2 separate regions of the Homo sapiens genome follow, and region 1 is linked to region 2. A link is a contact called in ENCODE Hi-C or POLR2A ChIA-PET data. All regions are on one chromosome and are shown on one strand. The core of a region is the stretch at or near the end of the contact, and the rest is flanking DNA. Distances in the headings are between cores, read along the strand shown.

What was found. A loop is a pair of places that touch in the nucleus more often than their neighbours do. ChIA-PET counts read pairs that join two places held with the same protein, here RNA polymerase II (POLR2A). Pooled maps may share reads with other maps.
Region 1: a pooled map shows a loop between it and region 2 (7-fold over the local background). The contact joins the promoter of WDR6 here to the promoter of CCDC71 in region 2. A Hi-C loop is called at or near these places in 2 of 168 maps with a recorded cell type or tissue (CD14-positive monocyte and naive thymus-derived CD4-positive, alpha-beta T cell), 3 of 37 single-sample maps with no recorded cell type and 8 of 50 pooled maps. POLR2A ChIA-PET finds 5 or more read pairs at or near these places in 7 of 52 experiments (CD4-positive, alpha-beta T cell, H1, HEK293T and 4 more).

The regions. Positions count from the first base shown.
Region 1 is chr3:49,004,426-49,008,723 of GRCh38, forward strand. It overlaps WDR6 (WD repeat domain 6), which reads left to right and starts at 2,966. Exons shown (of 6, transcript NM_018031.6): 1 at 2,966-3,106. The coding sequence starts at 3,007. P4HTM (prolyl 4-hydroxylase, transmembrane) reads left to right here. Exons shown (of 9, transcript NM_177939.3): 6 at 436-621; 7 at 1,352-1,442; 8 at 1,639-1,762; 9 at 2,262-2,728. The coding sequence ends at 2,482. RefSeq lists an enhancer at 1,744-2,732 and silencers at 2,871-2,920, 3,461-3,640.
Region 2 is chr3:49,164,064-49,168,398 of GRCh38, forward strand. It overlaps CCDC71 (coiled-coil domain containing 71), which reads right to left and starts at 2,268. Exons shown (of 2, transcript NM_022903.4): 1 at 2,204-2,268; 2 at 1-197. The coding sequence starts at 145. RefSeq lists silencers at 2,030-2,089, 2,110-2,189 and enhancers at 2,340-2,409, 2,430-2,549.

The DNA of each region.
Region 1 (4,298 bases), core at 1,716-4,215, 160 kb before region 2:
AAAGGCAAATTAGCCCTCCTTGCAGGCACACAATGGGCAACTGGGGTTAGATAGAGATTGAGCACTTCTTTCTGATTAGATAAATGACCTCTTATCTTTGACCCCTTATCTGACCCCGTCACAGCAGGAAAAGGGTTTTTAAATAAACAACTTTCTTCCAGGGAGGAGGACCTCAGGACTCCCCGCCCCCTTTATTTAGTGGAAATGTCAACATTTCCACATAGCAGGTGTCTCTGTCTTTGGCATCTGAGGGAGAAGGATCATCATGAGTAACCCCCTCCTGCTCTTACAGGGCCAGTCTGAGATGGCTTAAGGGACTTCCAGGGGAGGTGGGTAGGGGCAAAGCTTGTGGCAGGCCTAGGGTCCACCTTGGCCAGCTCCTTCAGATCACCACCTTGCCTGGGGCTGCCCAGCCAAATGCCTGCTGCCCACCAGGGTGCTGCGCCTCACTCGCCTGTCGCCTGAGATCGTGGAGCTCAGCGAGCCGCTGCAGGTTGTTCGATATGGTGAGGGGGGCCACTACCATGCCCACGTGGACAGTGGGCCTGTGTACCCAGAGACCATCTGCTCCCATACCAAGCTGGTAGCCAACGAGTCTGTACCCTTCGAGACCTCCTGCCGGCAAGTATCTCCCAACTGGGGGCTGCCTTCAATCCTCAGACCAGGAACACCCATGACACAGGCACAGCCCTGCACTGTGGGCGTGCCCCTTGGCATGGGGCCAGGAGATCACTGGGTTATCCCGGTTAGTGATGCCCTCACCTCTCCCCACAAGTTGTTTACCCAATGGCTGGAAAGGGGTGGCTACTGGTCATCGTGACCACTGGAGTCAACACAGACTGATGTACCCACAGACACCAAAACTTGCCCCCTGAGTTCTGAAGCAAGGGGCAAGGCTGGGCCCCTAGCTTGTCCTGCCCATTCCTCCAGGTGTTGATCTTGATTCCACTTAGAGAAGCTGAAGCTGTGCCTCCCTCCCCTGTCAAGCCAGTTCTTTCCTCTTCAGGTGGCTGTTCTGGCCCAGCCCCTTCCCATCCCCAAGGAGCCCTTCAGCGCGCCCTGTTGCTTCTGCTAGCCTACCTTTCCCTGCCAGGCCCTTGCTCAGGGCCATGGCATTTAACTAAGTGCACCTGTGATCTTGGCCAAAAAACCATTGCAACTCACAGTAAGAGACTGGGTTTCGGGGAAGGAGGGGCTAGGGACATTTTGGCACTGGCCTGCCCTATTGTCTCCCATCCTAGTCTGTCCTGGTCCCTGGCAACAGGAACCTGGGCAGCTTATCCTGCCCACAGGTAAGCCCCTGGGAGCATCCACAACTGGGGACCTGCTCAGTGCCCCCCCTGCCTTACAGCTACATGACAGTGCTGTTTTATTTGAACAACGTCACTGGTGGGGGCGAGACTGTTTTCCCTGTAGCAGATAACAGAACCTACGATGAAATGGTAAGGGTCAACTGGGCTATTACTCTTGTGGGCTGGCAGGGGCTTAGACAAGTGAAGTACACACCTCTCCAGGTCTAAGGATGTGGGCCCAAATTATTCCTTGGGCATATCTGGTTGGTTTCCCTTTGGTCACCCTTGGCTGGCCTGGCCATAGAGTGGGGACAGGTTGAACACCCCACCACCCTGCTGCCCACAGAGTCTGATTCAGGATGACGTGGACCTCCGTGACACACGGAGGCACTGTGACAAGGGAAACCTGCGTGTCAAGCCCCAACAGGGCACAGCAGTCTTCTGGTACAACTACCTGCCTGATGGGCAAGGTGAGGGCCTATGGCCAGGCCTGGGGGGGGTGCCCTGAGTACAGCTTCCCTTTACCCAGCCCCCGTCTGCCACAATGGAGGGCTGTTTCTGGCTGCTTTCCAAATAGTTTTCTGCTCCTGGTGCCTCCCAAAGGCCATCCTTAGTGACTTTAGCAGACTGCCCCAGGACCTGTACTGCTTATTGGGTTATATCCATCCCTATCATTCCCTGATGCCCCAGCCTTCCTACTCCCTGGGGCTTGGGACACATGTCCCTTGCTAACCCAGGATGGGAAGGGATATGGACAGGCCCAACAGCAAGAAAGCTGGTTTCAGAGGGCCAGTAGTGTTGACTATACATTAGTGGGCTGAGATGAGGAGCCTCCAAGGAAGCTTTAGGTCTGGGTGTTTGCTACACAAGGAATGCATAGCTGGACCCACCTTGGTCATGCTCTTGGTGCCTATGAGGCCAAGCTCTGGCCAGCCCAGCCTAGGATCTCACGTCACCCTCCTCTTCTAGGTTGGGTGGGTGACGTAGACGACTACTCGCTGCACGGGGGCTGCCTGGTCACGCGCGGCACCAAGTGGATTGCCAACAACTGGATTAATGTGGACCCCAGCCGAGCGCGGCAAGCGCTGTTCCAACAGGAGATGGCCCGCCTTGCCCGAGAAGGGGGCACCGACTCACAGCCCGAGTGGGCTCTGGACCGGGCCTACCGCGATGCGCGCGTGGAACTCTGAGGGAAGAGTTAGCCCCGGTTCCCAGCCGCGGGTCGCCAGTTGCCCAAGATCAGGGGTCCGGCTGTCCTTCTGTCCTGCTGCAGACTAAAGGTCTGGCCAATGTCTTGCCCCACCCCGCCAGCCGCGATACGGCGCAGTTCCTATATTCATGTTATTTATTGTGTACTGACTCCATCTGCCCCGTCAAATAAAAAACCACAAGGTTCGAGCCGCCGGGCCCGACAAACTCCGGGTCGGCGAAACAGAGTCCGCGATAGGTGCAGCGGGCTGGCAGCTGGGAGCGCCCCGCAAGCGTCACGTGAGGGGGCGAGGGGCGGGATGCCCCTCCGCGGGCCCCGCCAATGATGAGCTGGATTGCGTGGGACGAAGGGTCGTCATTGGACAACCGCCGCGGGCGCCCTGGTCTCTGCTACCTGTAGCTGAGGGCGCTGTTGATGGGCAGCGCGGCGCGCTGGGAAGGCTCGTTCTCGCGAGAGTTCAGCTCCCTTCTTAGCCGTGGCTGCCTCAGCACCTCGAGGATCGACATGGACGCTCTCGAGGACTACGTTTGGCCGCGGGCAACCTCGGAGCTTATACTCCTCCCAGTGACGGGTCTGGAGTGCGTGGGGGACCGGCTGTTGGCGGGTGAGGCTTGGCTTGAGGCACGCCTGGTGGAAAGGGGGAAAGAAACAGCGCCTCCCAGGGGCGGTGCCACAGGGACAAAAGGGGTGCCCTGAGGAGAAGGACGGGCAGCAGGTTGAGGCCGATCGGAGGTGGGAAGGGAGCCCCGGAGATGGCGGGGACGAGGGCCAACCTGAAGAGGGCGGGGCCCGAGAGACAAAGCTGATGTGGCCGCCGCGGCGCTTCATAAACTTCAGCCCGCGTGGAAAGGGCGGGTGGAACCGCGGGAGGGTGCAGGGGAACGCGGCCGCGCGGAGGCGGAGGCGGAGGCCCGGGAGCTGAGGGTTGAGGGGGTGTGCTCCCTTCTAGGAGATGGGCGGGGGCTTGGCCTCTCCGAAGGAGACGGGGCCGAGCTGGGGGGGGCGGAGGGAGGAGGAGGAGGAGGAGGCGGAGGCGGCCCCGGCCCCTCAGGGGGTGTGGCCTCTTGGGGAAGGCGGGGCCGGGAGAGGGCAAGGGTGTGGCCTCTCGAGGGCGGGATGAGTCTCTTCCCCCTAAGGTGGGGGTGAAGATCCTCTGAGGAGGGTGGCGTCGCGGAAAACGGCGGATAAGACCTTTCCGAGTAGGGGGCGGTGCCCGGGGAAGCAGGGGCTGAGACCCCCTCCTGAGATGGTTGAGGTCCAGGAAATCAGGTGTGGAGGTCCCTCCAAGGAGAACCGGGTCGCAAAGGACAGGCGAGGCCTGGGACCTGAGGTGTCAGAGTCCAGGCTGGTCTCGAACAGTCATTACATGAAGCCACTAATGACCCATGTTGGTGCTGCTGAGTTGTATAAGGGTCCTGAGGCAGGGCCTTGGCGGTCAGGCCTTGAGTGAGTTGCCACCAGTCCTAAGAGGGTGTGTGTATGGGGTGGGGATGATCCAGTTTTGATCTGGTGTGGGGGTTCTTGGAGCGCGGAGTTCCTACCGCGAGCTAAACTCCTAAGGCTCCTTGAGGGGGAACAACGAAGCAGAAACTCAAAGAACCACAAGAGTGAACTAGGAAAAGGGGTGAGTTCCTGGCAAGAGGGTAAGCATGCCAAAGGCCTTGAGGCTGGAAGAATCTGTCATTTTGGGGGAAGGAGGGAATTCTTGTGAAGTTAGAGCAGGAATGGAGTCTGGGAGGAAAGGAAGCTGGACAAGCGAGCAGAGGCCACATTGTTTCAGGCCTTGATCTGACTTT
Region 2 (4,335 bases), core at 1,018-3,517:
CAAGCTGGGCCTCTGTGGCACTGAGATCCTGGCTCATTGGGTTAAAGACAAGCAGTGCCTCTTCCAGGGCCTTCTTCCCTGCCGTGGAGATGCGCGACCAGGAGTGCACAGCTTTTTCCTCCACATGCTGAACCACCACACTCATGGCATTAGGCACTGCAGATCTGCCTGGGTATCCGCAAACCAGCGCTTGGCACCTCCAAGACAAGAGGAAAAGAGTCAATAAGAATGGCACTAAGACAAGGGGCCAGAACACATAGACAAGTCAATCAGTGCCCCAATCTCCATGACACTGAGGAATCTGGCCAGAGTGAGACACTTCCTGGTGTAAAACCCTGGTCTCCTGACCCTCTACCATGCTGGGGTGGGAGGAGAGGCTAAGGATCAGGGAGTTTCTTCAAGATACATGCTCAGAAATACCTCAGAGCCATCCAACCTGCTGCCGGGTCCCTGAAAAGATTTGAGCCTGGTACATTTTAATTCAACTCTGTATTTTCTGAAGCCAGAAACCTAGAATTACTCAGCTCTGGGAATACAGGCAATATCCCTGTCCTCAAGGAACCTAGGTTAGAAGGCCAGAAAAAGACACTGTTAAGATTCTTGGGAGTGAATGCTGGCATTCAGCTCAGTTTGCCAATGGGTCAGGAAAGGATTCCTGGGAGAGACAACACCTAGCTAGGATATGAGTGATGAATGAAAAATGATTAGATGGAAATGGAACAAAAAGGGGAATAGCTAATGCAATGGCTCCAAAGTGAGAAAGGGTTAAGGCATACTTGGTGTGGGATCTGGGATCTAGGTGAAAAAACAGGCGAGGATAGAGCAACAAAGAACCCTGAATGTTAGCCAAAGGGCCCAGACTTACACCCACTGTCCATGCCCATCTGTTTCTCCAGCTGCTGCTGTTCATGTGTGGAGCTGGAGTGGGGTGGGGGAATCTCCCTGCCCACCAGAAGTTCTGTTTTCAGTCTCTAGACAGGGTACTCAGCAACCCATTTTCTAGCTCCAGAGGCATGGAGACCTAATCAAGAGTCGGACTTTTCTTCAACAGAAACTAAAAAGCTGATGAGTAGCAGGTGCCAATGACATCTCTCTAGGCAACCAGGCAGACCAGGGACCAGGAAGCCAGACCAAGATCCCAAAGTTTAAGGACAATGGGAGCCAAAGGCTGCAAGTAGGATGGTGAGTCAAGGGGACATTAGCGGTATGCACTGTCCTACCTAAGACTTGGAGGGCCACAGACCTCAGTACAGCCCAGATGGAGGTGACTGAGAACACCTAACTACTCCCAGACTTCTTTAAAGAAGCTGTGGACATCAATCATAACTAACATCTAATACCCAACCCAACACTGAGGGTTCCCAGAAGCAAGAGGCAGCTCCCCAGCTGCACCAGAGCATTAAAAGATCAGCCAGGATCAGGCAGGTCCCTCGGGCCATGAGGCCCGTCTGTGTAGTTTCTTCCCACCGCTCTAATGCAGCAGATGAAGTCTTCAGAATACCCTGGAGGAAATGCCCTAGGGCTCTTTGTTTGGAAACATTCTTGGATCCTCAGGTGTCTTGGGCACTTCCCCTCCCCAGAGACCGTTCTCCAAGCACAATCCTTGCACATGACTTTAGTTCTTTATTAATGTTTTTTGAAGGGATGTAGTTCCCAGAGCTGTGAACTGTAGAAGAGAGAGGGACCTATTTCCCACCCTCACACGCGCCCCAGCGCAAATATTTGGGGTGACCTGGGGGCTCTTCCACCCAGGTTAGGCTGGGCTCTTGGGAGGGGTTTTCTGGGCTTTCGAGAAGCTTCGGAAACAGAGGCTCCTGCCCGGCCTCCGACTTCCCTTCACACGTGCCCCCGGGGAAGGCAGGAGAAGTTGACGGAAGATAGGGCGTGAGAGAGGCGCCACACAGGCAGACCGGGGGAGGGGGCAGATCGGGGCCCTCAGGCTGGGAATGCACGTCCTTAGGGCCCAAGCCGTGAGGCGGGGGTCACTGAGGCAGCGAAATGTACAGGGTGAACGGTGCTAGCCCTACCGGGACCGCACAGCCCCAGGGTGGGGTCGCTGGGCGCGGGGTGGGGGTGGGGTGGGGGGTCTCGGCCAGGCCGGCGGAGGACGCGGGTCCGGGAAGAGTTGGCCGCTTGCCCGTCCGCCCTGCCGCCTCGCGGGCCGCCCCTCCGCGGCGCGGCTAGGCCCGCGGCTCCAACCTACCGGCGCCGCCGCGGGGACCCAAGACGCGCCTCTGCGCCGCCTCCGCTGCTCCAACATGGCCGCCCGCTGCGCGCCGGAAGTGCACTGCGCTTCCGCTTCCGGGACCCAGCCCGCCCTACCGACCCTTGACCCCTGAGACCCCATTTCCCCACAAAGTCTGGGGGCGGAGCAGATTGGGTACCAAGGAGGACTGCCTGGAGGTGGTGGCCGCGGTGACTGCTCCAAACCCGTTCGGCCCTGTGCAGAAGTCTGAAGAACAGAGGTGCCCTCTGACGCGGCCCCAGGCAAGGACTCACTAGAGCCCGGCCAAGACTGGATTAGGGGTCATCTGACACCTTTTCTGAGGGGAGCTAGTGGTGCATTGACATCTGGGAGGGGCTCCTGACAAGGTTCAGGCCATCTTCCACCCTCTGATCTATCTTTAGCCACTGACAATGCCCACTTCAGTCCCAGACACCTGACCAGAGGGTGAAAGAGGAGTGCCTCCTGACAGGGAGTCTCAGGTGATCTCCTTTGTTTTGCAGTAAGGGTATCTTCTCCGAGGACAGCAGGCCTTCCTCTCTTCCTGAGAATAGGGCCTGTGGCACATGGCATGAAAGGCTGGTGTGCACGTGATCACAAGTGGTGCACGCAAGCCCAAGCGCACATGGAGTCTGGGGGCTCCAGTATACCACTGTGGGCCTGAGTATACTTGCTCAGGCAGGTGGGGGCAGGTATAGTCACTGGCCCAGCCTCAGCCCCTCAATGGAAGGAAGTCCTGCTTCCAGTCTTAACACTGCCCAGAACCCCTTTCCTTTTGCCTAGGAGTCTGGGACCTCAGTCTTTTTATCCATGCTCTTGGGCTAGTACGGGGTGGTGGTTATAGGACACAGGTCAAAATCAACCCTAGGGGTCTGTGACTTCAGTGAGAGGTCAGAGTGGTCTCCACAGCTCTGACCAAAGGTCCCATTAGTCAGAGGTTTGCAAGTCCAGGTTGGGAACCATCCTGGGAGCCCTGGTTTCATGGATGAGGTAGTGGGGGCATTTGCACTAGGGTCAGAGCCTGAGCCAGGAGGCAGAAATATTGCCACAACTCTTGGACTCTGACCCTTGCAGTGGTGCCTTATTTGGTAGTTGGGGTCAGGTGGAAGCCTATTGGCAATCACAGGAGGGTGGCGGGATGCTTCATTTAGGGACTGGGTACTAGCCCTTTTTCCTGCCCTTTTTCCAACCAGGATCCTCTGGTTGCTCTGTATTTTCCCTGCTTATACAGAGGGGTCCAGGCACTCCTAAAGACAAGTGCCTAGTCCACCCAGCAGTGCCATAGGCCTCATCTGGTGCCTCTTAGCTTCCCAGGGCCTCAGCACTAATGGTGAGGTCCTCGCTGCTTTTAAGTATAGCCAAGGTATCTAGCAGGAACTGCAAAATCTCCTGTTCCTCTGGGGTCAGTGCTTCTAGCCTTTTTTTCCTGGTGGAGAGAAAGCAAGAGTAGGGTCCCAGGGGCCAGGATCTCATGGGGTGCAGTCAGGAAGCCCCACCTTGGTGCCCCCAGTCCCCAGCTGTGGGTGAGTCCAGTCTCTGGCCGTCCATGGTTGAAGATTGACTGTTCACTTATTCAGGACCGATTCAACCAGTTACCTTCTGCAGCTTCTCCAAAGCCGGCAGTGTTGGCCTCCTGTGTGCAGGTGGGCCATGGCTGTGCAAACAGAAACCCCTTCCATGGAGAGCCAGAGCCCATCCTCCAGGGATAGCAACAGTACAGTTATATCCAGACCCCTCTCTGGTGATGTTCAGCTCAGAAGTTAGGGCAAATGGAAAACCAGGAAGGGTAGGTCCATCCTCCGGCTGTGCTGTGTCCCTTCCAGACATGAGAACTGGGGAAATGATAGAGATTAGGGATAAGGATCATGGGGGTACCTAGCTCCCTTTGGGGGTGGTAGGGCCGAACTTTTTGCCTCCTGGTGCCCAGTATGCCCTAGATGGAACTCTTTGGGAGCGCTCATCAGAGTGCAGTCTGACTTGACCTGGACTCTAGTGGCTGCTGAGCCTACAGGCACAACTGGGACCAGACAGGATGAGATGGGAGAGAACACAGGGTGATCCCAGGACCCAATCTTTGCTTTCCATTTGGCATCTTATATGGTTCTTTTTTT